Linked DNA regions of Homo sapiens: region 2 is linked to region 1. The links are chromatin loops, found by intact Hi-C in ENCODE. Cell type or tissue: heart left ventricle. All regions are shown on one strand. Links, peaks and the distances in the headings refer to the core of each region. The heading gives the core; the rest is flanking DNA.

Region 1 (12,792 bases), core at 2,695-7,694:
TTTATGCAGCCAACAGACATGTGAAAAAATGCTCATCATCACTGGCCATCAGACAAATGCAAAGCAAAACCACAATGAGATACCATCTCACACCAGTTAGAATGGTGATCATTAAGAAGTCAGGAAACAACAGGTGCTGGAGAGGATGTGGAGAAACAGGAACACTTTTACACTGTTGGTGGGACTGTAAACTAGTTCAACCATTGTGGAAGTCAGTGTGGCGATTCCTCAGGGATCTAGAACTAGAAATACCATTTGACCCAGCCATCCTATTACTGGGTATATACCCAAAGGATTATAAATCATGCTGCTATAAAGACACATGCACACGTATGTTTATTGCGGCACTATTCACAATAGCAAAGACTTGGAACAAACCAAATGTCCAACAACGATAGACTGGATTAAGAAAATGTGGCACATATACACCATGGAATACTATGCAGCCATAAAAAATGATGAGTTCATGTCTTTGTAGGGACACGGATGAAGCTGGAAACCATCATTCTCAGCAAACTATCGCAAGGACAAAAAAAACCAAACACCACATGTTCTCACTCATAGGTGGGTACTGAACAATGAGAACACTTGGACACAGGAAGGGGAACGTCACACACCAGGACCTGTTGTGGGGTGGGGGGAGGGGGGAGGGATAGCATTAGGAGATATACCTAATGTAAATGATCAGTTAATGGGTGCAGCACACCAACATGGCACATGTATACATATGTAACAAACCTGCACGTTGTGCACATGTACCCTAAAACTTAAAGTATAATAAAAAAAATAAAAATAAAGTAATTGTGTTACACTGTTATGACAGCTACAATGTCACTGTGATAGGAATTTTTCAGCTGCCTTGTAATCTTTTTGGACCACCGTCACATTTCTGGTCAGTCATTAACTGAAATGCTGTAATGCAGTGCATAACTATACATTTATTTTATCAATTTATCATTTTATCCATTCATCCATTGTTAGACACCTAAGTTAAGCCCATATCTGGGCTACTGTAAATAATGCTGAATCAACATGGTCTTTTGCCCATTTTGTAGTTGAATTGTTTGTTTTTTGCTGCTGAGTTGCTTGAGTTCCTTATATATTCTGGATATTAACCCCATGTCAGATGCATAGTTTGCAAATATTTTCTCCCATTCTACAGGTTGTCTTTTCACTCTGTTGTTTCCTTCACCAGGCAGAACCTTTGTAATTTGATGTAACCCCATGTCTTTATCTTTGTATTTGTTGTTTATGTTTTAAGGTCCTATTCAAAAGATTCTTGCCTAATCTCATGTCATGAAGTGTTTCTGTTTTGTTTTGTTTTGCTTTTGTTCTTTTGAGACAGGGTCTCCCTTTGTCACCCAGGCTGGAGTGCAATGCCGTGATCTTGGCTCACTGCAACCTCTGCCTTCTGGACTCAAGAGATCTTCCCACCGCAACTCCCTAAGTAGCTAGGATGACAGGCATGCACCACCCCACATGGCTAATTTTTGTATTTTTTGTAGAGATGGGGTTTGCCATATTGCCCAGGCTGATGAAGTGTCTTCCCTGTTTTCTTCTGGTAGCTTTATAGTTTCAGGTCTTATACTGAAGTCTTTAAATCATTTTTAGTTGATTTTTATATATGGTGAAAGATAGGGGTTCAGTTTCATTCTTCTGCATGTGAATATCCAATTTTCCCAGCCTTTTTTTTTTTTTGAGACAGTCTTGCTCTGTCACCCAGGCTGGAGAGCACTGGTGCGCTCTCAGCTCACTTCAGCCTCCACATACTGGGTTCAAGTGATTCTCATGCTTCAGCTTCCTGAGTAGCTGGGATTACAGACACGCACCACCATGCCGGGCTAATTTTTGTATTTTTAGTAGAGATGGGGTTTGGCCATGTTGGCCAGGCTAGTCTCAAACTCCTGACCTCATGTGATCCACCCACCTCAGCCTCCCAAAGTGCTGGGATTACAGGCATGAGCCATCAAGCCTAGCATAGAAATACTACTGATTTTTGTATGTTGATTTTGTATCCTACAACTTCATTGAATTTGTTTATCAGTTCTGAGAGTTTTATTGGTGGAATTTTTAGAGTTTTCTATATATAAAGTCATATCATCTGCAAACAGGGACAATTTAACTTCCTCTTTTCCAATTTGGATACCTTCTGATTCTTTCCCTTGCCTAACTGCTCTGGCCATGATTTCAAGTACTATGTTGAGAAGAAGTTATGAGAATGGACATTTTTGTCCTGTTTCTCCTCATTTCTTAATTAAATTGGTTCTTTGTTGCTGAGTTATAAAAGTTCTTTATATAATCTGTATATCAACTCCTGATCAAATGTAGATTTGTAAATATTTCCCCCAGTTCCACGTGTTGTCTTTTTATTCTATTGAGTGTCCATTGATTCCTAAAAGTTTTTAATTTTGATCAAGTCTAATTTATCTATTTCTTCTGATATCTGTGTTTTTAGTATCATATTCACAAAGTCATTGCCAAATCCAATATCATGAAACTTTTTCCCTGTGTTTTCTTCTGAGAGTTTTATAATTTTAAGTATTATGTTTAGGTCTTTGATTCATTTTGAGTTAATTTTGTGCATGGTATAAAGCAAGGCTCCAACTTTATTTTTTTGTACGTGGGTATTTTTCCAACATCATTTACTGAAACGATTGTCCTTTTTGTTGAATGGTCTTGGCAGCCTTGCCAAAATTTCACATACTTTAAGTCATCAGCATTTTCCTTCCAGTTATCTTACGTCAAATTGGCAGCCAGTGCCCTGCTTCTGGTTTTCATGTTGTCTTTTATAAAATGGTGGTTTGGACCATGGAATGCCCTGTAATGATTAAGAGCAGTGTTTTTATTTTAGATGATTTGGATTCAAAATCGGGTTTTATTACCTCTCAACTGTGTGTCCTTGGACAAATTATTTAGTTTTGCTAGACCTCAATTTTCTCATCTTTGAAATGGACATATTAATAGTATTCACTTTGTGTAGTTGTTTACAGAATCAAATAACATAATACTTAAAGGATTTAGTCCAGTGCCTGGCACAGAGTAAACATTCCATAGGCAGCACCTATGTACTTCAGATGCTGTCCGCCCCAACATTCTCTATACAGAGCCATATAGGAATATAGCGTATTCTGGGATCAGCTTCTCGAGTGCGGATCCTCAGATGTACAGAACAGAGGTAAGTTTCCTTGCCACTGCAATCTGATTATATACCAACCACCTTCCCACTGACTCGCCAAATGAAAATGAAGCATAATAAACTCTTATCCCTATGCCCTACTTGCTCCCTGGTGATCCTGTCCCCACAGGCAGCAGATGCTGCTTTTCACCTCACATCATCAAGCACCTTCCTGTGAGTCACATTCTGTACAGAGTTCTCTGTCACAGGGGCACCCCACTCCAGACCATCCACCTCTGCCTCTTAAGGACAGTCCCAGAAAGCCAGCCATGGGCATGTGCGGACCATTGCTTTATGGAAGGCAATTTAGGCCCTGCTCTCTGTTGTGGGCAAGGCACTGTCTCCTGTTGAACACTAGAGGGTGCTCTGTACATTTCTATAGGAGGTTCTGAGCCTGTACACTAGAGTGTTACTGAAATCACACAAATAGAGAAGCATAGGCAAAAACTTACCCATGTACATACATGTTTTCAGTTACATGGAGAGACATCCGTCCAACATCACGTACATAACACACCTTCACAAAATAGATATGTATATATAAACTAGCACATGTGCACACACACACACACACCCATGCACACAGTAACATGCCCGTAAAAACTCAAAGACATACAAACTAGAAACATGAAACATACATTCAGATAAAGGCACAAAGACCTACACAGATGCATTTACACACACACATGCACTCACACAGATGTACAGACATACACACCGGCAAAGACAGAGGTAGACACCCTCTACAGTCACTTTCACACCCGTGACCCTCACACCAGGTTGGGCTCATCATTTACATATTATAGATGGGGAACTGAACCCTCAGAGAGTCTGAGTGTTTTATCTATCATCACATGGTAAGAGCAGGTAAAGATTAAACTCCAAGTAAGTCCTCCAGTCAGGAGAAACACTATTTCAAAAGAGGTAAGTTGCCGCTCATATCTACTTTTTCAATTACTCCAGTCTTCAGGCCAATTCTGCTGTTATTCCTTGAAAGCTATTATTCTGAAAGTCCCACTTTCAGATTCACTAATTATTTAACTCATGGTCTGTTGCCAATTGAGTGTATTTTCTTGTTCATTTTATTCTGGCCAAGGATCAGGAGAGGAAACATTTAGATCATTCTATCATTGTAACTGTCTGTCAACACCCAGGATAATGGAGGGTGACTCTGTGGGAATTGTTCGCAGCCTTGCTCGCCAGTAAGAGAAGCCAAGAAGAAAGAGGAGAATGGTCTCTGATTCAGTTCTGCCTTTCAAATATCACACAAGTACATGAACTCACATCCAGAATGCTAGCTGCATTAGAGTGTGGAGAATATAGATTTTAACCTTTCAATATCCATCTAGAAGGAGAGTGAAATGAGGTTTGAGTAAGTTGTTCCATAATATTTACCACAGCAAAGTTGCACTTTTTTTTTTTGAGACAAAGTCTTGCTGTCTCCCAGGCTAGAGTGCAATGGCATGATCTCAGCTCACAGCAACCTCCGCCTCCCGGGTTCAAGTGATTCTCCTGCCTCAGCCTCCTGAGTAGCTGGGATTACAGGTGCCCGCCACCATGCCCAGCTAATTTTTGTATTTTTAGTAGACAGGGTTTCACCATGTTGGCCATAATGGTCTCGATCTCTTGACCTCGTGATCTGCCAGCCTCAGCCTCCCAAAGTGCCGGGATTATAGGTGTGAGCCACCACATACAGCCCAGTTGCAGTCTTTAAGTGGTGAAGCCAGGATTCAAAACCACACAATGTGGAGTCTGAGCCCTTCTCTTATTCAATAATCTTACATGCTCTTAAACAAATAATATTATGATTAATGATAATATTTTTGACAAGTGAGAACAAGGATCTCAAAAACTATGTTCTTAACTGTTTTTACTGGCTTCTCCAAAATGCAAAACCTGAGGCAGAAGAGACCTTGCACATAATTTATTACTTTATTAGGGAGCAGAAGTGAGTGACAAGAGAAGGGAAGCAAGGAGGGAGGGAGAACCAGTACAAGAATGCATTTTTGATCTGGCCACAGCTAAATGCAACTCATTGCTGGATCTGTAGAACTGCACCCCTGAGACGTTACATAAAATGCATCTTGGTAGGATTGGAAAGGGTGTCTGGTTTCCCATTAGTCAGAGGTTCACCACCAGGATGTTAATTTCACCATCACTTCCCACTTGCACATGCACCTCTAGGAGGCAGAAGTGACTGGACAAGGATGGTTAGTTAGTGTGGTTTTAATGGGCCTTGAATGATGGCTGGTGGATTTGGGGATTGATTCTGCAAGCACTGAAGAATTACAGAGATTTTTGAAAAGGAAAGTGACATGATCAAAAGGGAAGATTTCCCTAGTTGTATGATCTCTTTATAGAATCTTCATCATCTACTGAAGTGAAATATTTGTGGAAGTTTCCTTTTTATCCCTTGAGAAATTGGCATGGTAGGGATGAATGCCCATTCTCACTTCCAGAAGAGGCAGCATCAAGCAGGACCCATGGAAGATAGTAAGATTGGGTTGGCCAAAAACTAACTTGGCCAATGGATGGGACTTAACTGGAAAGTTTAATTCAAATTGAGAGAACTCCAGAAAGCAACAGAATAATATTTTGGTCTCCCTTGAGGATTTGGGAGTTATGGATTCGGAGGTTCTGCCTTCCCTCCCACCATCTTATCCACACAGGCACCTGGGCAAGGTAAGAGCCTGGCACTGCCAAGCCAGATGGTGGAAGCTTTTGCTGCCAGCATCCTCCAGTGGGATGGGGCAGACTGTGTTCCCTGCCGGCTGGTTTCTGAGTGCTTTCAGTATACAGCAAAATCAGGGTGGATAGTATAAGCAATCTTTCATTCGTATAGCTGTTTATAATATAAACCACTTGTCTAAATATTTACACATTTAATCTCCACAACTTTCAAAACCATTCTGATTCTCCCTCCTTACAGTTCTCTTCTACCCTCAACCAGAGCCATTCGTGAACTATTTATCCTCTCTGTGGCTTAAATGAAAAAAAAACTGGAAAATGCAACAATTCTACCAAATGATAGTCCTCACCTCAGGCTTTGGGGAAGTTATAAATGAGATAGTGTATAAAAGGTGCTTAGCACAATGCCTGGCACAATGAAGGCCCTTAACAAATATTAGCTGCTATTTTCATTATCATTGTTTTTGCTATAGAGTATCACAATATTTTTATTAGTACTATTATCATCATCATCTGGCATTTGGTTCCATTATGAACCTTCTAGAACTAACCCTAAATTATTAGGAGATAGTATAAAATGCCTAGCTTAACACCGAGCATAGAGTGTCACTCAATAAACACTAAAGATGTTACCTGCAGTTTCCCAAGGGAGGAGGGGTACAAAGTCACCGCCTCTAGCACTCAGGGATAAGTAATTCCAGATGCCAGCTCTGAGATCTTTTCCTAGTCACTGGAATTCTTACATGATCCTATGATGATGGTTGTTTAATGGTCAAAAGCACAGACTGTAGAACCAGACATCCTGAGTTCAAATCCTACTCTACCTTGGGTAGTTTACTTAACCTCTAAGTGTCTCAATTTTATATTTAAAATAAAGAAGTCAATTGTACTTACCCCATGGAGTTTTATAAAAATTAAGTGAGTTAATAAACATAAAAGAGCTTGGGAAAATACCTGGCACATAGTAAATAGCATATAAAAATTAGCTAGTAGTGCCTTTCTTTATTCCCTTCTGCCTGTGGGCTCACCTCATATTCTCATCCAAATTCTCCTCTCCTGCATCCTAAACACACACACACACACACACACACACACACACACACACACGGTCCCAGTGTCTGAGCCCCTGATCTGCTGATGGTTCCCAGTTGTAATAGTCTATACTAACACTAAGATACCCCATTATTATTGCAGAAATTCAACCACAAATGGTATGATGAGGTTGGAGTAATGCCAAAACTATCCTCAGGCTTCTGACACAAAGCCACAAAGAGCGACAGTACCTTAGTACATTAACAAAAATACAGAGTTCACTCTTACAAAGACCTACAAGTTTGACTTTCCCAAGTCTCATGATTGGCCAAGTTCAAAGATACCAACTGATAGTAACAAAGCTTTCAAAATCCTCATGTGTAAGCCAGCGTGTCAATTTATAAACTTTCAGCAAGAAATATATTTAGTTAGGGGTTTAGCACTTCATATTATCTAGCCAGCATATTTTGTTCCTATAGCCAAACTTCTCAGGTTACCAGGTCTCACTGGTTTACATGTGAGTTAGTTAACAGATCTAAATGTTAAACTATCAGGCTCTCAAAACATGATGCAATCCTCTCAAGAAAAGGTATATTATCTGCTCAAAGAACTGACAAGTCATTGGGTCAAGATGTTCTCTACCCAGAGTGCACCTATGTGGTCGTTGCCAACATTTGCCCCTAAAACAGGCTGATCTGTTTTTGTTTTTGATGTTTCTATGGATGACCAATTTCTCCCACTTCATTAATTAACATAGTATTTTGTAGGGGAAAGAAAAGAAATATGCCAATAATTTTAGTCAAGACTTGATCTGGACTATAAGATTATATTATGTATATTTATGCTGATGATTCTTGAATAGTTATGTATTTAATTCTTTCAGAGTAGTCTTATTGTCCTTAGTTCTATATTCTTGAAGGACATTATGTTATACCCCTAGGAAGTACCTACATTCTCTTTTGGACTTAATGATGATAGCTGGGCCCCTGGACTAAATATTTATTATAGATTCTATATGATACCGTGCTTGACCAATCAAGCTGTACATGTGCCTATCTGTCTAGTTCCATTCCTGTGCCTTCCCAGTACAATCTACATCCTAAACTCTGTTTCTACTTTCAGATCTTACACACCTTTATTAACGAATATGGCACTTCTGGCCAGGCGTGGTGGCTCATGCCTGTAATCCCAGCACTTTGGGAGGCTGAGGCGGGCAGATCACTTGAGGTCAGGAGTTTGAGACCAGTCTGGCCAACATGGTGAAACCCAGTCTCCACTAAAAGTACAAAAATTGGCAGAGCATGGTGGCAAGTGCCTGTAATCCCAGCTACTCGTGAGGCTGAGGCAGGAGAATTGCTTGAACCTGGGAGGCAGAGGTTGCAGTGAACCAAGATCATGCCCTCACACTCCAGCCTGGACAAAGTAAGACTCCATCTCAAAAAAAAAAAAAAAGGCACTTCCGCTGTGTTATGGGATGAATTGCATCTCCTCACTCCTTCACCATTCATATAGCAAAGTCCTAAGTCCCAGTACCTCAGAATGTGACTATATGTGAGGATGGGGTGTTTACGGAAGTAATTAATGAGTTCACATGGGTAGGCCCTAGTCCAACATGACTGGTGCCCTTATAAGAAGAGACAATTAGAATACAAGCACACACAGAGGGAAGACGATGTGAAGGCAAAGGGAGAAGATGGCCATCTACAAGCCAAGAAGAGAGGCCTCAGAATAAACTAACTCTACCAACATCTTGATCTTGGAATTCTAGCCTCCAGAATTGTGAGAAAATACAGTTATGTTGTTTAAGACACTTAAACAACAGTCTTTGGTACTTTGGTATGGCAGCCTGTGATGGTTAACTTTACGTGTCAATTTGACTGGGCCACAGAGTGCCCACCTGTGGCCCAATTTGGTCAAACATTATTCTGGGTGTTTCTGTGAGGATGTTTTTAAATGAGATTAACATTTAAATCCCTAGACTGAATAAAGCAGATTGCCCTCCTTAACGTGGGTGAGCCTCATCAGATCAGTCAAAGGCCTGAATAGAACAAAAGGCTGACTCTCCATTGAGTAAGAGAGAACTCTTTCTGCCTGGCTGCCTTCCACCTGGGGCATTGACTATTTCCTGCCTTCAAACTTAAACTGCCCGTTGGCTCTTCCTGGATCTCCAACTTGCCTACCACGTTAGTCTGTTTTGTGTTGCTGTAAAGGAATACCTGAGAATGAGTATTTTATAAAGAAAATAGGTTTATTTGGCTCACATTTCTGCAGGCTGTACAAGCATGGCACTAGCATCTGCTTGGCTTCTGGTGAGGCCTTAGGAAGCTTTAACTCATGGCAGAAGGTAGAAGGGAACAGACGTTTCACATAGCAAGAAAAGGGAGCAAGAGAGATGCCACACACTTCTAAACAACCAGCTCTCTCATGAACTAACAACGCAAGAACTCACTCATTACTGTGGGGAGGACACCAAGCCATTCATGAGGGACCTGCCCCCATGACCCAAACAACTCCCATCAGGCCCCACCTCCAACACTGGGGATCACATTTCAACATGAGCTTTGGAGGGGACAAATATCCAAACCATATCACCTACTCACCCTGCAGATCTTGAGGCTGGTCAGCCCCCACAATCACATGAGCCTATTCCTTATAACATATGCATTCTGTTTCTCTAGGGAACCCTTGACATATAGCCCTAACAAACTAATACACACCGTGAGAGGAGTAAAAGCATTATCAACGTTCTCATTCGAAAGCATAATTTTAAAATTTCTTAAAGTTGAAAGTTAGGATAAGAAGCATGAGATACACAGAAATTCATAAAGAAATTATGTCCAAACTCTTTGATGAGCAAAATCCAGAAGTAGGCCATGTCAACATAACTCATTTACCAAATAATCCATGATCTGTTGACCATCTGAGAAGCATAACCAGCAAAGACAGCTGCTATCAAAATTAACAGTGCGATAAATATATGTTACTGAATTTTGAAAATGCAATGTAATGAGGTAACATGTATCACCGGTTACCACTTGAATACAATAATATGCAAAATTGTATATATATCAAAGAATAATTAGTAAGAATTTGCATGCAGATGGGGTTATGGGAGAAAAATATTTTCTCTGTCCAGAATGGTGTTTGACTTATTTTAGGGAACTGTTCATCTTATTAAACTATAGGAATGCTGGTGGGGTTGCAGTCATATCCCTACTCCCACCAATCATAGCAGTGGCCATGTATACCAGACTAAGCTAATTATAGGACCCTGTGTTAAGCAGAATAATGTTTTCTACAAAAGATATATACATCTTAATCCCAGGAACTTGTATTACATGGCAAAGGAGAATTAAGGGAACAGATAGAATTAAGGTTGCTACCCAGCTGACCTAAAAATAGGAAAATTGTCTTGGATTGTCAAGATGGGCCTAATCACAATGTTACAGAACTCAGTCCTGTAAGAATTAAGACGTAAGGTTTGTTTCAGATGAGCAATAAGATTTTGAAGTTAAGTTTCTTGGTGTTAAAATGGATCTGCTTGGCCAGGTGCGGTGGCTCACGCCTGTAATCCCAGCACTTTGGGAGGCCAAGGTGGGTGGATCACCTGAGATAAGAGTTCTAGACCAGCCTGGCCAACATGGTGAAACCCTGCCTCTACTAAAAGTACAAAAAAATTAGCTGGGTGTGGTGGTGAGCACCTGTAATCCCAGCTACCCAGGAGGCTAAAACAGGAGAACTGCTGGAACCCAGGAGGTGGCGGAGGTTGCAGTGAGCCGAGATCACGCCACTGCACTCCAGCCTGGGTGACACAGCAAGACTCCACCTCTGAAAAAAAAAGAATAAAAAAAGAAGAAGAAATGGATCTGCTTAACCCTCCTCCCATTAAGATCTTGATTGGTTGAACAATGAGAACATATGGACACAGAGGGGGGAACATCACACACTGGGGCCTGTTGGGGGACGGGGGGTAAGCGGAGGGAGAGCATTAGGAAAAATATCTAATGTAGATGATGGGTTGATGGGTGCAGCAAACCACCATGGCACATGTATACCTATGTAACAAACCTGCATGTTCTGCACATGTATCCCAGAACTTAAAGTTTAATTAAAAAAAAAAAAAAAAAACTTGATTGGGAGAAGCAGGAACTGGGAGTCAAAGCACCAATCCTCAGGAAGGATTCAAAGAGAGAGGATTAACTCAGTTTTCATATAACAGTGCTCCTCCAAAGCAGGTTCTCAGGGAAGTAAATTTTTTACCACCCACCTTGACTTTCTGTTTGGGGCAAAGCTTGCCCAATGGATTTGCCCTTTTACTTCACTCATCCTGTACTCATTTATACAATGTTGGTATTTTTTGGAATATGTGAAAAAAGCAGCCAAAGAATATCAAAAGACAGTTTATCCAACCTGGTGACAGAGTAAGACCCTGTCTCAAAAAATAAAATAAAATAAAATAGAAAGACAGTTTACAGAAAGAAAATACAAAGGGCTTTTAAACATAAAAAATCCATGTGATACATTGACTTCTAAGAATTCCCCAGATCCCTGCCTTCTTGTCTATTCAACCTTAATTATTGCCTCCCCGGGTGTGAGTGAGAACTGTGAATTTGATGGAATAGCCAGTCTCTTAATTAGATTAAAATTTAAGGCAAAAGATGATGGAGTAGGATAATGCAATCAACTCCATTGACTATATTATGTCATGCAGGATTCTCTTTTATCGGATTGAAGTGAGAGTCTCCTACTGCCTTTGAGTAAGTAGGCTGCCATGTGTGTACCACATGGCAAGGAATGGCAGCACCTTCTGAGTTGAGAGGGACCCCAGCTGACAGCCAGCAAGAAAATGGTGACCTCAGTCCTACAACTTTAAGGAACTGAATCCTAATACCAACCTGAATAAACCTAGAAGATCTTTTTCAGTCTCACCTCTAGATAAGAACACAGCCCAACAGGCATCTCCACTCAGCCTGGTGAGACTCTACAGAGAACTCAGTTAACTTGTGCCTGTACTTGTGATTCACAGAAACCGAGATAACAAATGTGTGTGTGCTGTTAAAATCACTAAATTTGTGGTAATTTGTTATACAAAAATAGAAAGCTAATAAAATATTCAACCTCACTTAAAAAGAGGCAAGACAGGCCGGGCGCAGTGGCTCACGCCTGTAATCCCAGCACTTTGGGAGGCGGAGGTGGGCAGATCACTAGGTCAGGAGATGGAGACCATCCTGGCTAACACGGTGAAACCCCATCTCTGCTAAAAATACAAAAAATTAGCCGGGCGTGATGGCGGACGCCTGTAGTCCCAGTACTCAGGAGGCTGAGGCAGGAGAATGGCGTGAACCCGGGAGGCAGAGCTTGCAGTGAGCCGAGATCGCGCCACTGCACTCCAGCCTAAATGACATAGTAAGACCCCATCTCAAAAAAAAAAAAAAAAAGAGAGAGGCAAGACATCCCCAAGGGAATACAGTCTACAAATAGTTAACTAATGCTAAAGCCTCTACTAATGAATCCACTGTTTTCTTCTAAATATTAAATATTTTAAAACCATAAGGAAGTTTATACATTAAAATGGACAAGGAATCGGGCAGTTTTTCAACTACCAGTCATAGTGAATAATTAAAACTTCACTACATCTGTTGAAGTAAACAAACATATCCTGGAGCATTTTTCTGCTGAAAAGAAGCATCCACAACCCTGATCAATCCTGTGCCCCAAGGCAAGGTGCAAGTGTATTTGTTCCTGATCATACAAGAATAGAGAATTCGGCTGGGCACGGTGGCTCACACCTGTAATCCTAGCACTTTGAGAGTCCGAGGCGGGCAGATCACGAGGTCAGGAGATCGAGATCATCCTGGCTAGGACAGTGAAACCCTGTCTCTACTAAAAATACAAAA
Region 2 (12,792 bases), core at 4,003-9,002, 98 kb after region 1:
CTCCCAGCTTCTCTGGTGCTGGATCGTCTGTATATTATCATGGGAGCCACTTGAGCATGACGTCCAGCTCCCACGGCCACTGTCAGCAGCATCAAGTGACGCGCGATCCCCCTGATCCTGGGAAAGTTCCTCTGTGCTTGGAGAAGAAATTACTGTAGCTGTAGCATATAAGCCTCGGCCCTCGGACATTGGTGCATAGGACCTAAGTGGTTAAAAGAAATGGAAAAGAAAAAAAAAACAAGATTGATAACTAATTCACCTATGATAAAACCAAAATACCCTTTTTCCTAGAAAGGTAGCTTGCTTTCATCCCAGAAACAGGATAAAAGTAGCACTGAATTGCCTTATATTGGCCAGTTCTGCCATGTCTAGCCTTCTGACTTTATCATTACTATAAAACAGGCATGCGGGAAAAGAACGCAACGTGCCATTAAAAAAAAAAAAATTCCCCGACAACATTAAGGGTGGCTCAATATAATTTGATTATTTCAGGAAGGCAGCTCATACGAAACAACTGGGATGGATCCTACAGTCACCCTCTGCCTTCAGCACAGAACAACTGTGTTCCAATGAAGAATAAACTTAACTAAAAAAGCAGTCTGCTTAACAAAAATAACATGATACTTAGTGTAGAAATTGTGAAAATCAGAACTGGGATGGCAGAAAAATTCTTAGGCATTATGTAAAATAAATAAAAACAAACACTGGAAGAAAAGACTCATTATTAAAACAGAGATGGAAGGATAAATTCAGAAGAATATTAAAAAGAGCCACCTACCCCAAGCTATACTGATCAGGTTCAATCATGGTCCGCCTCTCCATCCTGCCCATCCCTAGGTTTGTTTCCACGATGCTGACAGAATGCCTCTGGCGCCTCTCATCGTGCAGTGAGACTGGCACTGAGTCAAAAGACGAATTGCTAACAATACTGGATCGTGAAGAAATTTCACTGTGACCAGAATCTGAAAAATTATCCACAGTACCACTGGGAGCCAAAGTATAGCCTGCATGAGAAATACAACCGTATTAATTAGACTCTCTAGGTTTATAACATCAAAGGGAAGTCTACCAAATAGAAGCAAAAATAAAATGCAGGCATAGATATCTCTTAAGTGGGGAGAAAAACCCCATTTCACTTGTAGAGACCACATGACTAAGAGACAAATGTTTTATTCTAATGAAGCTTAAGTTGTTTAATCGAAGTTTAGAGAGGAAAAAAGAAAGTATCCTACAAGCTAGGAAAAGATGCAGAAAAGGCACCACTCAACTATTCTTAGCTCCCTTACCTATATAATTACACTATTAGTCTACAGAAAAGAAACCATGAAGAATAACGGATCAGATTTTAAAGTATGTTTTTTTCAAAATGCAAAGCCACTGATCTTGTTTTCAACAGTTTTCAATTTTTAGAACTTGTATGGCATAGACTAATTCAACTGGAAATACCTGTATCCTACCTACAATTTTAAGTAAACATATAAACAAAAAGAATAAGAAATAAGACCTGAAGATGTCTTTGAATTTTTGCCATTTGGTTTTTCAATATTAATATTGGTTGAACCACATAAAAGCCAATCGTTTTGAAGGAGTTAAAGGGCACTTTTCACAAGATCATTACTATAGAATATCTAAACAGATGTCCACTTCTTGGCCTGAAAGGACCCTTAACTCTCTTTTGCTACTAAAAATAATTTTGAAAGACACAATGGCAGGGGCCTATCTTGATTTTTTTGTTTTTGAGACGGAGTCTCCCTCTGTCACCCAAGCTGGAGTGCAGTGGCGGGATCTTGGCTCACTGAAAACTCCACCTCCTGGCTTCAAGCGATTCTCCTGCCTCAGCCTCCCGAGTGGCTGGGATTACAGGCATGTGCCACCATGTCTGGCTAATTTTTTTTTTTTGTATTTTTACTAGAGACAGGGGTTTCACCATGTTGGCCAAGCTAGTCTCGAACTCCTGGCCTCAGGTAATCAGCCTGTCTTGGCCTCCCAAAGTGCTGGGATTACAGGCGTAAGCCACTGCACCCGGCCCTATCTTGGTATTTTTAATGAAAAAAATCCAAATCTTCTTTCTCAATATTCATTTTTTCTTGTCTACATTACTAGGGATCTCATGTTACTTAAATATTGACTTTATCTTATATGCAATGCAAATTTCTTCAATGCCACTTACCTAAGAAAAATTAAAATCTAGAGCATCTAAATGTTGCCAGTTTAAGTATGTTCTTTCAGCATATTGGTAATTCCTGATTTATTTTTTAAAGGCTGCACAGGTCTTGATAAGATTTAATGTGTTCATTTATAAAATGTCTTTTTATAAAACCACACTGCAAGTTCTGACAGATAAGATTTAAAGCCCTCCCTGAACAGTCTGCTTAAAAAAAAAAAAGTTTCAGAAAAATAAATCACTCAGATGGAGCACTTGACATTTGGAGGAATTCTCCCATTTTCATTAACTAATGAGATGATTCCTCTCTTTCCCACCCCATTTTTGGTTCTATAAACCCCACCTATCCCATAGGTCCGTGGTGCATTGTTATTCTTGTTACTGTTCTCACTTCCAAGAGAAGAGGAGGAACTGGTTAAGTCCAACTGCCCGGAGCCAAAAGATCTCAGCTGATTGCCACTGCCACCTAACAACAGGATGAGAAAAGAATTGAGATGCATCCATGTAACAAGGACAGGAGAGACTGATACCCATACAAAATGCACAGATGTCTGAAATATCTACCAAGTAAAGCAATACCTGTTGAGTCAGTGAAATTTAACAATGTATTAAGCCCTTTTGGCTTTCCTTTAGGGAAAACTACGTCCTAGCCATTTATTATTGGCTTACACTCATTTAGTTAAAAGGGTAGGAGGAGGAAGTAGCCTGAAGAGTTATGCAGCAGAAAATTACCTACTCTTTTAATATGAGAATGTATCAACATAAGGAGGCGACTGAGTACCTAAAATATAGTCTCTAAAAATAAAACAAGGTAGCAACCAAAAAGGTAATCAAGACCTGTGTTAATACAATGAAAAAATAAATCAGGAAGATATTAGTTTTTCATGTTTTCAAAGCCCTCTTCTCTGTACTAATGTCATATAACCAAATTTAGTTAGAACAAATTGTAATATAAAAAATTCTTTGTATATTTATCTGAATTAAAAGTAAATGTATTTTTAAAAGGCTTCTTATAGTTATAAATTTAATACTATTTATTGTAAGTATAACATTTTTTAAAACCACCATTCTTCCAAATTTATAAACTGAGGGAAAAAAAATCCATTGGGCATTGCAAATGAGCTCATCTTAAATGACTATAATGTTAGGAATTATGTAATACATTACTCTGGAATTTATTATAGCCAAAATGTATAGGTTTCAATACAAGAAAACAAAAAGTAATTTAATTCTACCTTTCCTTGGAGAACTCTGTGGAGAAGTAGGAGGAGAAGAAAGCTGCGAAGATGCATTTGATATTGTATCTTCAGCCTGTTTCTTGTGACGTTCCAAACTTCCTTCTTCAGACAAAGAAAGAATTTTTTTTAAAGCTTGTGGAGAGTTTATGCCTATAATGGAAAAAAAAAAACCTTAAATATGTATTTTCAAGTCTGAAAATAAACACCATTTATGAATAAAAAACTTTTTTGTGTTAAGATTTAATATCATTACACTGAGGTTCAACCTATTTACAATCTAAATGTTCTTTGTACTCTTCAAGGTCCACACAGTAAGTGCCTACAGAAGTCATGAGATACCCGTAGTTTGGTTTCAGACTGATATCTGCCACAGTACCAGAAATATATTGCTTTTGATATTTTACGTTAGATTCTAAACTTTGAAGTAGTCACCATCTTTATTCAACAATATGTTAGGCAACAATGAAGAAAAAATGGACAATTTGGAAACACTGAATTTAGGATGGAAGTGGCACAGCTAGACATGTTTATTATTAGAAACCAAATTTGAGTTGGAAACTGTTTTGTATCCTTGGAAAGGGGTAGCTCAAGGGAAGTGAGAATAAAGGGAGAAGAGTACAGAGTCAAGAGCTAAGAGGAGCTAACTAGGAAAGTGAATGAAAGCGCTCTAAGGAATTCCATGCAGTTAATACTTGATCAAGTAAACAGATGAAAGAGAAGGGCGGAAGAGACCATGAAAGTGCTGTGTCACAAAACCTTGGAGGAAGGTTTCAGAAGAAGGAAGTGAGCCAGCACCACGTGCAGGATCCAACAGGATGAGAGTGGAGGAAAAATTATTCTACATGTCAATGTAAGATGATTTCCCTCCTCAAAATTATTTTTCATAAATGAGGAAGTTACACTGAAATATTTTACAAAGCCTCTCATATTATTATGAGGCACTCTCAATTTTATTTTGAACAACAAAGAGATATTTGGGAAGGCACTACAGCCTGAAACTACCTCAAATTAGTGTTAGTAAAATTTAACAAAGATTTAATCCTTCATTTCACTTCATGTAAGCAGTCTGATATTGTTTTAATACAATCTTTTTTAAAAAAACCTTTTAAAGCAATAGTTTGATTACATGTAGAAATCATATACACAGGAAATAAAGCTAATTGAATGGGTAGTTTTGATCTGGAAAAAATTTCCAAGGCCAGCATCATACACAGATTTAAAAAGTACTACCTTTCAAACCATGTTGGATGGATGTGAAGATATTATGCCTGAGAAAGCTGTGTGAGATACTTCAAAAGTGGTGCTAGTGATGACAAAGACACCAATGTTAAAGATGTAGAAAGTATATAGAACAAAACTATTTTATGGACTGGAGTGGGGGGAACACCTGTAGTGTCTCTAAATTAGTATTTTATATACTGTGACTTTAAATGTGTATGTTAAACTAAATAAATATAAGACAACATATAATATTTCATCCACATTTCTAAAGTTCATAAATGGAACTAAAGACATTTTGAGAGCTATGGCTTCAGAAACATGGGGGATAGAGCTTTATACTCAGAGACATCTACATTATATTAAATATGGCTAATAGGCATTTTTAGCTAAAGTGAAGACTGATAATCTTCCATATGAGAAGTTCTGCATAAAGACGATACAGACTGCAGGGGATTCAGGAATGCATGCATATTCAAAACGTAATATATAAAGAAACACATAATTCAATGTGTTTGTGATGAGAGGATCAACACAAATATTTGAAAGGAGAAATGTACCTAGGAAAGGTGTTCTTTTCTTATTCTCTCCCCATATCAATAAAGAGGACACTTGCTGATCAGATGGAATGAGGTGAGGATACAGAGTACGTGAGGGGTCTACGAAATGACTCTCACCCAAGCCATACAGATGGGCTGTAACTGTGCAGGGACTTAGTTATCAACACCCAATTTTATCTAAGTAAACTCTTTGCTATCTATCTCTCTATATCTTTATCTATCTATCCATCCATCCATCCATCCATCCATCCATCCATCCATCCATCTATCTATCTATCTATCTATCTATCGACAGAGTCTTGCTCTGTCGCCCAGGCTGGAGTGCAGTGATGCAATCCCGGCTTATTACAATTTCCACCCCCCAGGTTGAAGCGATTCTTGTGCCTCAGCTTCCCAGGTAGCTAGGACTGCAGGCATGCGCCATCACGCCAGGCTAAGTTTTGTATTTTTCGTAAAGATGGGGTTTCCCCATGTTGGGCAAGCTGGTCTCCAACTCCTGGCCTCGAGTGATTCACCCGTCTCAGCCTCCTGAAGTGCTGGGATTACAGGCATGAGACACTGCACCCAGCCTACTATCCCTTTATTTTTAATAATTTGTTTTTTATTAACTGTTTCATTCACATATACGTAGAAAAAAAAGAAGGTGTACATTTTATGAAAAATTATTGTGTTGTACCACTTCCACAAAGGGGCTAAACTACTAGATGTTCTTCTTTTTCTTTTTGAGACAGTCTCGCTCTTTCGCCCAGGCTGGAGGAGTGCAGCGGTGCGATCTAGGCTCACTGCAAGCTCCCCCTCCCGGGTTCACGCCATTCTCCTGCCTCGGCCTCCCGAGTAGCTGGGACTACAGGCGCCCGCCACCACGCCCGGCTAATTTTTTCTATTTTTAGTAGAGACAGGGTTTCACCGTGTTAGCCAGGATGGTCTGGATCTCCTGACCTCGTGATCTGCCCGCCTCAGCCTCCCAAAGTGCTGGGATTACAGGCGTGAGCCACCGTGCCTGGCTGATGTTTTTCTTTTAGTAGGAAAGATGAAGTGTAATTTAGCTCCTTCATATTCAGGAGTTAGTTGTTTTATTTTTCCCTCTAAGTTATAGAATCAGTGAGTCAACAAATAAGAATTTACCTTCAGACAATTCATTTAACTTAAAAATATTCTGCTTAAATCCCAGCAGTTTGTTGGTTGTAAAGCAAAACCAGTTTAAATAATGTAAATGAACAAAGCATCTTCTGCGCTTAGCAAAAATTAAATTAATAGACACATAACTTCTCTATTAACACCCTGTCGTAGCAAATTAGCATGACTAAACGAGATATTACTTATAAAAACAACCCCTTCCATTGGCAAAGTCAGGTTTAACTTGCTGAGTGTTCATGTTTTATTAGGAGCTAATAATTACAGAGAAACTCAAATATATTAGACAAAGTTATCCAAGACAAATATTTTTTTCCTAATTTGCAAACCATGACAGTGAATGGCACCAAAAAAAGAAATGAATGTAATCACTTACCAAAAGGTGGGAGATCCTTTACGGGCACTTTCTTCCGTGAAGGATAAAGGGACACGGCGGGAACCTGTAGTCCCTGGTTGATTTTATGTGCTGGTGGTGGCTGCTGCTGGGGCTGTGGCAGGGACTGAGCTTTCTGTTGTGACCCTGCCCTTGGAGCTACTGGAGAGGTCTCGGATTTGACAGGCTTTTTGTCACCAGGATTCTTAGGCACTGATAATTGTTTGGGTTTGAAAATAGAACAAAGAATTTTAGATGCTAGTAGGTATGTAGAAGATAATTCTAGAACTGTGTGAGCATTTTCTGCAGTTAGAATACTAAATTAATGCACACCTTTCTTCCTGTTGCCTTTATGAAGCACAGAAAATGGATGGGGGACCCTAGTTACAGAAAATATTAGATATGTGGCAGGACAAAGGTATCTACTTTATGAAGTCAGCAATCTCAAAAGATGATTGTACTATTAAACACCCCATTAAAAATATAGAAAAATGTGGGTAGTTCAATATGTTATATCCATGTATATGAAAGAAACAAATACGTGATAAAAGCTACAACAGAAAAGTCATCAGGCACTATTTTTCTAAAACGGTGTCCCAAATTGTTTGACATGTATGTGCTAAGTTTTTATTTAATAAATGCTGTCAACTGCAATCTATTTACTACCATATTCCTAGGAGGTAGAATTATCTATGCAAGCAAACAGTAGCCAATAATGCTTCAGTATCATACTGAGTATATATTTTGTGGTAGATAAATGGCAAAGCAATTTAGGACAATAAAATGTTGTATATGTAGCATTTTAATATTAAAAACTCAATGACATATGTATGCTTCCTCCCTTTTACACGCCTGGAAACTAAGGATTAGGGAGGTCAAGTAAGTTGCCTAAGGCTGCAGCTAGTAAGAGGAGACAAACAGGATTTGAACTCAGACCACTCTGACTCCAGAGGACAAGCTCTTCACCATGACACAGTGCTTCTACAGCATCCTGGGTAAATCTAATAATCCAAATCTTCTCAAATCACCTATCTAAATTAAATCCTACAGAAGACATCTTCAAACCTGCCCATAAAAGACACAGGTGTGTACTGAATGGAAAATGCCTTTGTCTTTTAAGTCAAGATGCAGATTTAGAAAAAAAAAAAAACTGCCCCATTTATAGATTAACCAGATTTTTAAAGGCTATTGTGGTTCACTGTGGAGCAGAATCATTGCTCTAACTAACTGGTAGCTGAATTTGTTGTTCGGTGTTGTCTGGGCTAGTGGTTAAAAGGCAGCCAGCACACCCAATTTTATGCCCTGACTCCCCTCAGGTTGCCCATACTTTGGGGGTAGCTTTGTGAGAACGTAAGACATGTAAATGGGAGCCATATCTATATATGCGTCTGTTGCATGTGTACTGGTTGTGTCCAGGTGAAACTAAAGTAATGGGTTGCCTTAGATGTGGACAGTGTCATCTTCCACATACTAACCCAGTTGACATGACGGCCTGGCCGTGCACAGTGCTACCCAGTATTAAATATTAGCATTCAAGGAAAAGACTAGTATATCTCAGGATTGCTAGCTCCCCCTCTGCACTAAGCCTTATTTTGTCACTGCCCATACCACTGCACAGGAAACAAATCTGCATCCTAGCCAAAGTCTGCAGCCACTTTAAGGAAAAACTCACATGTGTTGGTTGCTGGCTCACACTGCAGAGATAATGTCTGAAGACTCTCCTCGTCCATTTCTAGCTCCAAATTGGAAAGGTACTGCTTCACTTTTCGAGCCATTTGGGCATCTTCATAAAGCTTTTTGGCATTGAGAAAGGAACTACGACGTACCCGCTTTTTATGACCACCTGTCTGAGCAACATCTAGCACTGTTGCATTTGTACTACCCTGGCTGAGAGACCTGGAAGATGAAAAGGTACATATGCAGCTCACTCTAGCATGGGAGTACTTTATCTATTTAAAATGTGCCAAGACTGATATTAATAGTCTATGTTCAAAAGGTCACATGCCTCATTCCAGTGAGTAAACTGTTACACAGGAATATAGAATAATACAGATTTTAAAAATTTAAAGAAAATTACACATAATATACATATAAAAATTTATGTTTGGCACCTGTTCAGTTCCAACTAGGAAATTCTACTTTTCACTCTATAGAGCATTTAAGGCAGTTCTCTCACAGGTGCCAGAAAACAATAATTACATGTAAAAGCTCATGCAAGAATACACAGCTATAATCATTAAGATTTGCAACATTAAAATTACTTCTCCTAAAGAGGATATTATACATAAATTTAAATAAAATTAGCTACAATGTTCAAAATTGTCTTCTTATGCCTTGAGTTGAATGTGGTGAGTTTTTAAAGTAATACGGTCAATCTGTTAATAAAACAATCATGCAAATGTAAACATATATGTATGGAAACCATTGAGCACATGAATTGTTAAGAATTATTTTTAAAAAGGATTGGTTTATACAGAATGAAAATAGTAGTTAGTTGAGCTGTAAAAAATTTGGGTTTAACACCTGGGGGCACCTATTTTATATTAAATATATTTATTTCTCACATATCTGTGAAATATTTTAATTGCACAACTTTTCCCTTCTAATATCCTTCCTCCCCTCCCCCTACTTTGAGCTTTCTGCATTTCGAGACACACCAATTATATGAAAATAAAATTTTTCTAAGAGCTCAGAAAAACTGGCCTGTAGTTCCCCAGAACAATCATCAATCATTTCACAGCTCTCATGGATCATGACTTCAAAAGCAAAAGCCCCAACAGATTAAACTTGAAGTCAATTTGCCATCTGAAATTCTGCTACAGCACGAGGGTTAAGGAAAAAAATGCAAAAATGCAAAGCATCAGAAAATACAGCAGGTAAGAAAACAATGCAATGAGCAGAATAAGAACTGTGTGTGGGTATGCAAGGTCTCCACCACTTACCCCAAACTCCGCCATTTCTTCTTCCTGTAAGTGAGAGCCATGGAGATTGAAGCATGGGTGTAGAAAGAGAGACAGAAAGATCACAAGCTCAGAAAGAAAGGACTAGACTTCTGGATAAGCAGTTCTAGAAGCCCACAAACATTAAACTGCATAATCACCTCACACACGCAACTTTACTAGAAATATTTTTCTGGCTTAAAAGACACATACATTTAAATTTTTTGTTCTAGAATTAAGACTGACTTTTCTCTCTTTCACTGAATTAATCACTTTTTACTACACTGCTAGCTAAATTTGTTGTGTGGATATTGAGACAAGACTATTTGGGGTATTTACATATTTTAGTGCATACTACTAGCTATGAGTTTTAGCTCTACAAGTCAGTGTTCTGAGAAATAAGAAACACATAATTGTGTCTATTACATTGAAAATGTCTGAAAGACAAACTGTTTTTACTGACAGCCGAAAGAACACTTTATACAGAATAAGACATTTATTCCAAATTAGAGCTCACAGGTGATTCTCAGCACATCCTACTATAATTTCTGCCGTACTACAAATATAAATACTCAAACTTTAAAAAAATCATTTATTGGGAAGCTCTAAATTTAACCTTCTCTACTCTCACACGTGCCACTGAAGATGACATACTCACCGAGTCCTGAACATGAGGGCAGGGTCCATGTTCACTGAAGCCATTCGGCCAACGTGACGAATTTCTTTTGCAATCATCCTTAGCTTCTCAAAATTGACCAGCCCGTCTACTTTTGAGTCATTTCCTGAAATTGACAGAGGAGGAAAAGGAAATCACATGGCATTTATTCTGTGCTTCTTCAAGCAAAGATGGAAACCCTCTGCCTTATGTTTACCTTCGTGAAGGAAGGTGAGATCCTTTTTGATAACTGGGAATAGAGGGATTATGGGAGGTTGTAGATTTTGACTATTGAGAACATTACGATATTTTGCCATGTTTCTGGAAGGATCAAACAGGTCTTGGAGATCTTGAAATAGTTTTTCGTATTTATTGGGAAGTTTCTCCCAGGTCGTTCGCAGTCTTGCCACTGGTGCCAGGTTTAGGCCACTGAGAGGAGAAAAAGAAACATGGTATAACAACTAAAGTAAAATAGTGTACAGATTATTTATTGACATATAACATCTCTATGTTTATGCTTTATATGCATAACAATTTACAGAAGGCTGCATAAGAAACTGTTCATGATAATTCTGGGGAATGAGATGGCACAGGGAAGTAGGGTCAGGGTCAAGCCAAGGCGTTTTACTCTTCTCTTCCGTATAGACCTACCTCATCTGTTTACTATCAGTAAAACCACCTGAATGTAAGTATTGATGCTTTGTTTCCATACACAGCAGTATGTACACATAGCAGTGCTTAGCCCATAGCGGCCATTTGATAAAACCGACTGAGCAAATATCCTCTAGTAATAAAATAAAATAAAATAAAATAAAATAAAATAAAATAAAATAAAATAAAATAAAATAAAATAATATAAAATAAAATAAAATAAAATAAAAGCTATGATAGTAATGAGAGTATGACTAAACTCCCAGACAGAGAAAATGACTAATTTAATAATCACCCTCAACATCAATATAACTAATTGTTGCCATTTTTTTTTCTTCTAACCTCAATCTAAGCTCTTAAAAAAAGGGAAGAAAATTAACATTTCCCGGCCATCTGCTTTGTGCTATTTGATGGAACTCCACACACATTACATCATTAATCTTGTTGATAACTCTTTGCGGTATTGTTATTTCCACAGAAAAATAAACTGATATTGAGAAAAGTTGAAACAAACTTAAAAAAAAAGTGGGGGATATAGATTTTCTGAGCTCCAAATCAGAACTTCAGATGCTACCAAAATGTTTCCTGCTTAATGGCTTCTTCAAATCTCTTCAGGTTGGCACAGCTGTTTTTTTGATACGAGAGATTTTAAATTAAGGATTAAGGTTAGGATTCAGAGAAAAAGAATTGTCTCTTATGAGTCAATTAAAACCTATAGCATTTATACTAATTATATGATGTTCCTGGACTGATACATATTTTAAATCTGTGAACTGAACTGAATCTTAAGAAAAAATGTGCTCTCTTACCTGATGATTGCAAACATTGAGTTAAAATTCTTGCATTCCCTACAGTGCAGTGCTATCTTGATGAAATGCTTAATGATCTTCATCCTCTTCAGCTGGTTTGTTTCTCTGAGAATTTCAGATGCTACCCAAAATGTTTCCTGGTTAATGACTTCTTCAAATCTCTTCAGGTTGGCACAGCTGGTTTTTGATCTGAGTTTAAATAAATCATCTATATATTCAGTAGGTTCAATGTTGCGAAAGAGTTCAAAATTTCGCATAGAGAGCTGTGTTGCAACTTCCACAGTGCTGAGCTGAAGGAGGGAAATTTGACTCTCTCTCAACAACTCCTGAGCATCTTCATCTGAACAAAGAGTTTCTGTTTCCATGTTGTTTTTCAGATAATACCTATGAAAAACAGAAACATATCAGAGTCAAAGCCTAAGCAGCAATCTCATGATATTCCTTGAAAGAATAATGCTACTTTTTATGGAAAGTTTGAGAGAGCACTGATTTGAATTATGGAAGATTTCTTTTTAACCAAGACAGACAGCACAGCTGCTATCTCAGTTACCTGGTCATAGAACTGTCTATCCAGAAGTAGGTGGTAGAAACAAACAAATCACATGGAATTTCACTCGCACTAGTTGCACTTTCTATCCTTTCTTTTCCTGATTTCTGAAGTATTTTACCCTTTTTGTTAAAAATAACAGAAAATATCCACATTTTTAGTTTAAAAAGGGACTAGGCCCTAAGGCAGGAAGCAGGAAAGATTAGACCCAAGTACGTCATCACTCTTATTTTCCTTATTTTCTTATTTTCTTATCAATAATCTGTGATTATTGATGGGCCCAAATTGTAACAATCCAGGTTGACTTATTTATTCAAATACCTAAGAAACCCTAAGCTACTTCCCTCTATTTGATCCTATGAATAGAACAATCCTCCAACAGGTTAACTTTAAAAAATCTGGATTTTCATAAAAACTCTACAGGTAAGTGGATAGTAGGTATTATACTTATTTGTCAGAATAGGAAACAGGCTCCTAAAGGTTGACTAGTTAATGCCGGTGCCA

What was found. A loop is a pair of places that touch in the nucleus more often than their neighbours do. Peaks named below come from ENCODE experiments on the same cell type or tissue, not always from the same donor. Only the 100,000 strongest peaks of a DNase experiment are listed, where the experiment ranks them.
Region 2: a loop joins it to region 1, with 3 times the contacts of the local background. A loop is called at or near these places in 13 of 110 quality-filtered maps.

The regions. Positions count from the first base shown.
Region 1 is chr4:159,437,417-159,450,208 of GRCh38, reverse strand. No RefSeq gene overlaps it. Among named protein-coding and RNA genes, the nearest start is that of MIR3688-1, 310 kb to the right of the region's middle. RefSeq lists an enhancer at 3,263-3,312. In heart left ventricle, for the core only: CTCF peaks have their summits at 3,315, 3,526 (motif pointing right) and 5,361; no DNase peak of the experiment used is centred there; H3K27ac peaks cover 693 bases.
Region 2 is chr4:159,340,897-159,353,688 of GRCh38, reverse strand. It overlaps RAPGEF2 (Rap guanine nucleotide exchange factor 2), which reads right to left. Exons shown (of 30, transcript NM_001394067.2): 20 at 11,742-12,125; 21 at 10,499-10,710; 22 at 10,285-10,408; 23 at 9,630-9,653; 24 at 8,360-8,583; 25 at 6,691-6,900; 26 at 3,400-3,552; 27 at 779-1,004; 28 at 1-202. Among named protein-coding and RNA genes, the nearest start is that of MIR3688-1, 220 kb to the right of the region's middle. RefSeq lists a silencer at 11,918-12,212. In heart left ventricle, for the core only: no CTCF peak of the experiment used is centred there; no DNase peak of the experiment used is centred there; H3K27ac peaks cover 875 bases.